Linked DNA regions of Homo sapiens: region 1 is linked to region 2. A link is a loop called in an ENCODE intact Hi-C map of the cell type or tissue named here. Cell type or tissue: GM12878. All regions are shown on one strand. Region 1 overlaps RAD51B (RAD51 paralog B). Region 2 overlaps RAD51B (RAD51 paralog B).

Region 1 (2,500 bases), 190 kb after region 2:
ATCAACAAACTTCATTGTTGTCTTATTTTAAGAAATTGCCATAGCTACCCAACTTTCACCAACCACCAGCCTGTTTAGTCAGAAGCCATCAACATCAAGGCAAGACCCTCCACCAGCAAAAAGATTACAACTCATTGAAGGCACAGATGATTGTTAACATTTTTTAACCATATTTTTAAAATAAGGCTTGTACATTTTTTAGACATAATGCTATGATACACTTAGTAGACTACCGTACAGTGCAAACATAAGTTTTATATGCATTAGGAAACAAAAAATTTTGTGTTGCCCACTTTATTGCTATAACTGCTTTATTGCAGCAGTCTGGAACTGAACCCACAATATCTCCAAGGTATGCCTGTAAATAAGATGAAGAGTAAAGTGGAAGGGAGTTGGGGGACAAATGTCAATAACAGCACAGAAAAGAAATAACACTTAGTTTAGCTAGGTAGCAATTTGTTTACCCATATAACAAAGAGGCAGAGTATTTTATAGTAGGTGAAAAAATGACGTTCTAAAAGTGGCAGGGAAGACTTAGAAGGACAATGACCCTGTGACAGTGAAGATATGGGAAAATGACAAACATTCTGGCTGTAAGAGAAACACCATCTCACGGGAGAGCCAGACCTCCAATCAGGAAAAACCTTCCTGAGAGTGGCTTAGCAATATCGAAATTGCAGACATTGCTGCCATCACTGGCATCTGATCCTCGTGTGAAGGCATCATTTCTCAGGAGGCAATGTTCTCCCTTTATCCCTCTCTTTTGCCCTGAGTCCTCTAATAGAACATTAACTTAGTTGGGACATTCTTTTAGATGAACTAAAAATAATAATTATATGTGAAAAAAACAAAAGGGTACTATATTGTCCTCAGAGCAGTAAAACTGTTTATTTAGAGAGTCACTTGAACAAGGCAGACACAGTGTAAGGTCCCAGGGGGGTATTCAGTTTCCATCATCTGGTTATTTCCCCAGGTCCTCTCTCATGCATCACAAAGCTCTCTGTGAATCCACTTAACAAGGAAAGAACTAACACTCCTGTTTATTTGCTTCAACACTCTTGTCAATAAAAGGTGGTACACCTAAAGGATAAAATAAATATTCAGCCACAAAAATCATGCTGCAAACATATATATTTTTACATGGAAAGGTATTCTCTTACCTCTAAAAAGCAGATTAGAAAATAATATGTTGAGTTTGATCTCCTTTTTGTAAACAATCAATGTTTTTTAAATTGCAGTAAAGTATACATAAAATTTACCATTTAAACCATTTTCAAGTGTACAGTTGAGTAGCATTACCTATATTCACAGTCTTGCGCAACCAACAACATCCATCTCAGAACCTTTTCATCATCCCAAACTGAAACTCTATATATATAAGTAATATGAATATTTACATATTAACAGAAAAAGTCTGAACAGATATACACCAAAAATGTTAATAGTGGACAATTTTAGGTAGTTTTTTCCTATTTTTTAGTCTTCTATATTTCCTAATTTTTTCTAAAAGGAAGTGTATTTCTAGTGTAATTTTAAAGTAACTTTAAGTGATGTTTTTAAAAGACGCTGAGAGTTAAAACATTAAAAAAGCAAAGAGGCTGGTGCAATGGCTCACACCTGTAATCCTAGCATTCTGGGAGGCTGAGATGGGCAGATTGCTTGAGCTCAGGAGTTCAAGACCAGCCTGGGCAAATAGCGAAACCCTGGGCTCTACGAAAAATATAAAAAATTAGCCAGGCATGGTGGCACGTGCCTGTGGTCCCAGCTACTCGAGAGGCTGAGCTGGGAGGATTGCTTGAGCCCAGGAGACAGAGGTTGCAGTGAGCTGAGATTGCACCATTGTACTCCAGTCTAGGTGAGATAGTGAGACCCCGTTAAAGAAAAAGAAAGAAAAGAAAAGCAGGATTAGAGGCCATGCTCATCACCTTGTTATGATCTGGTAATTTTCCTCTGCTTCCTAAAAATAAGAACCCCAAAGCTTAGCTGGGTACACTATGCTCAGCCAAAAGACAATATTTCTGGTTGTCATTCTTGCAGTTAGCTGTGGCCATAGAACTAAATTTTAGCCAAAGAGAAAGTGCAATGTGTAACTTCCCAGAAATGTCCTTACAGGGAAGGGGCACATTCTTTTTGGTCTTTTCTCCTCCTGCCAGCTGTAATACTGATGCAATGGCTGAATCTCTAGCAGCCATATTGGACAATGTGGCAATACGGTAAGAACGAACAAGAAATAAGATAGATGTCTCTTTTTTTGTTATACGCAGTCATCCTAATCTTAACTGATAAAATCACAGTCATCCCTTGGCATATACTGGGAATTGGATCCAGGGCCACTCCTGCACCACATATACCAAAATCCACACACACTCAAGTTCCAAAGTCCACCCTCTGGAACTCACATATATGAAATGTCAGCCCTCCATACATGCAGGTTTTGCATCTCATAAATACTGTATTTGCAATGGAAATTTGCTTGAAAAAAATCTACATATAATTGGAC
Region 2 (2,500 bases):
TCATACAGCATGTAAGTGGCTGACCTAGTATTCAAACCCAGTTCAATCAGATTCTAGAGCCAAACTTCCAACCAAGTGCCATATTATCTCCCTTTTTTACTAAATGGCACTATTTCATTGTATGAACTGTACAGCTTGGGTCCAGTCCCAGCCTTGCAGGCACAGAAATTTGACCTTGTCAGTATCCCAGAGTTGAATAGACTTAGGCATGATGCCTTCCCCTGACGAAGTTCACAACAAACTGGTGGAGCAAACGAGAATGCCAATGTGTTGATTTACAACAGTTATGTATCTGTCATACAGACCATAACAATCTGACCAGAGCATTTTTCCCTTTAGAGGGTTCTACTTACAGAGGCAAACTGTAAACACAAGACATCATAATAGGAGGCATTTGCTATAGAACTTGAATGTTAAATTGAATTTCCAACAAAGAAGGACTTGCCAGTGACACTGAAACTTTGAAGACTACCAACATTCACATTTCTATGGACAGTTACTGTGGGTACAGGGCACAACCAGTGTTTGCCTCTGGGTGCTTCTGATGTCGACCAACCCCCTTTCTGACACACTGGTGCATTACTTACGTCTAGGCCAGTCTTTGGCCTAGAGACAATGACTTTCCTTAGGTGACTTTCCACAACTATGCTCTGATATCTGATGGTTTTATATATTAATTTATTTCCCAACCAAGTTGTTGAGTAACCTTCCCCACCATATCTAGTCTACAATCTATAATATAATTCACTCTGGCCTAAGGCCTTTAATTCATTTAAGAAAGCTAGGAGCTCTCCTACTTTCTTATGTTTTATTTTTCTTTTTTCCCCCTTAAAGCCATGTATACCATATTCAGTTGGCAACACAAAAGAGGTGCTACAATAGTGAAGGTGGTACAAAAACAGGACCTGAGATGTTCTTTTCATTCTTCTATCTTCTCCAAACATTGGTTTCAATGGGGAAAGCGGGTGGAGGGAGGGCAATGTGATTAGAGAGATTCTTGCAGGCAGGGAGCAAGGCCCTTGAACTAAAAGTGGAAGTAGCCTTATATTCAGATAAATCAGTCACTAGGCACTGGGTGGGGAGGGGAAAGGGTCACAAAGAATGTTCTGAGCTAGGCCACTTAATGATTTTAGACATGCCTACCTAGGAAATGCACCATGTGGCAATGCTCTTGTTCTGACCACAGCACATTAGTCAGAGAAACATCCTCAGAGAGAAGATCAAGGAAGACAAGGCACATGTTTGAGTGTGGGAACACAACTGACACTAAGTGAAGCTTGACAACCTGAAAATGAAAGTGACTGGAAATGAAGTGAAACCATTCTGTTAGTAAAGAATGGAATGCGAAAATGAAATGAACATTTTAAATAGAGCACACTGCCCTTCATTTTACTTGGTGACTCAGCCTGGGAGTTTCTGTAATACATACAGAATTCTGTTTGGTGAAGTGACCTACTTGCTCTTTGTGGGCGACCATATCGTGAACAGCTGGGGAGTAACTCACTCCACGTCAACATGATACTGATCACAAGCGCATTTCCTTGCTTTTGCAGAGTGCAATGGAGATTTCAAAGCACTTCTTCCCAAGTATTTTCTCCTTTAATTCTCACACAAACTCTGTGAGATTGTTGTCCATTTTGTTACAGGTAAGAAAACTATTTTAAGTTCAGTGTTTTTTCCATGATACTACAGCAGTGGCAGTTACTACTAGAGCTCATGCAGAATTCACTGAAGGCCACCAAGACACAAGACACACACAATGGTCATTCCATCACCCTTAAGTAACCTAAGGCCTGGTCATGTATATACATAGAATGGTATGTTACCATCCCTAATATCTTTAAGATCAAACCCACATGTACAAGAACATTTTTAAGGTAGTCCTATCTATTTGGCTCCAGAGTATTTGAATACTGCAATATAAATACTGATCACCTTTATTTGCTTCAGGCATGGTGTATAAAAATTGTCATCCCATTGAATAAATCCCTTGTTACCTGGTCTCAACGTTCCTAACTATAGAACTATTCTAAAGATATTCCTGGCTGGGTGCGGTGGCTCACACCTGTAATCCTAGCACTTTGGGAGGCTGAGGCAGGTGATTACCTCAGGTCAGGAGTTAGAGACCAGCCTGGCCAACATGGTGAAATCCTGTCTCTACTAAAAATACAAAAATTAGCTGGGCATGGTGGCGTACGCCTGTTGTCCTAGCTCCTCAGGAGGCTGAGGCAGGAAAATCACTTGAACCCGGGTGGCGGAGGTTGCAGTGAGCTGAGATGGCGCCACTGCACTCCAGCCTGGGTGACAGAGTAAGACTCTGTCTCAAAAAAAAAAAAAAAAGGTATTCCTAGAGTATGTTTCGCTCAGACTAATACAGCCTGATGAAATTCCAGTGCCAAATAAGGAAAAAGATCGTGTGCTCATGGAGGAATATTACTGCCTGGCAAGAAGCTTCCTTTAATACCACTTAAAAAGATTAGCAGGAGGAAGAAAATCACGA

The links. A loop is a pair of places that touch in the nucleus more often than their neighbours do. Peaks named below come from ENCODE experiments on the same cell type or tissue, not always from the same donor. Only the 100,000 strongest peaks of a DNase experiment are listed, where the experiment ranks them.
Region 1: it touches region 2 in a loop (2.5-fold over the local background); 1 of 110 quality-filtered maps calls a loop at or near these places.

The regions. Positions count from the first base shown.
Region 1 is chr14:68,019,506-68,022,005 of GRCh38, reverse strand. All of the region lies in intron 7 of RAD51B (RAD51 paralog B), which reads right to left. Among named protein-coding and RNA genes, the nearest start is that of RAD51B, 200 kb to the right of the region's middle. In GM12878, no CTCF peak of the experiment used is centred here; DNase peaks (open chromatin) are centred at 545 and 945; H3K27ac peaks cover 1,280 bases.
Region 2 is chr14:68,209,802-68,212,301 of GRCh38, reverse strand. The region is part of intron 7 of RAD51B (RAD51 paralog B); the gene reads right to left. Among named protein-coding and RNA genes, the nearest start is that of RAD51B, 390 kb to the right of the region's middle. RefSeq lists enhancers at 1,094-1,373, 1,544-1,743. In GM12878, no CTCF peak of the experiment used is centred here; a DNase peak (open chromatin) is centred at 1,251; H3K4me3 peaks cover 612 bases; H3K27ac peaks cover 2,416 bases.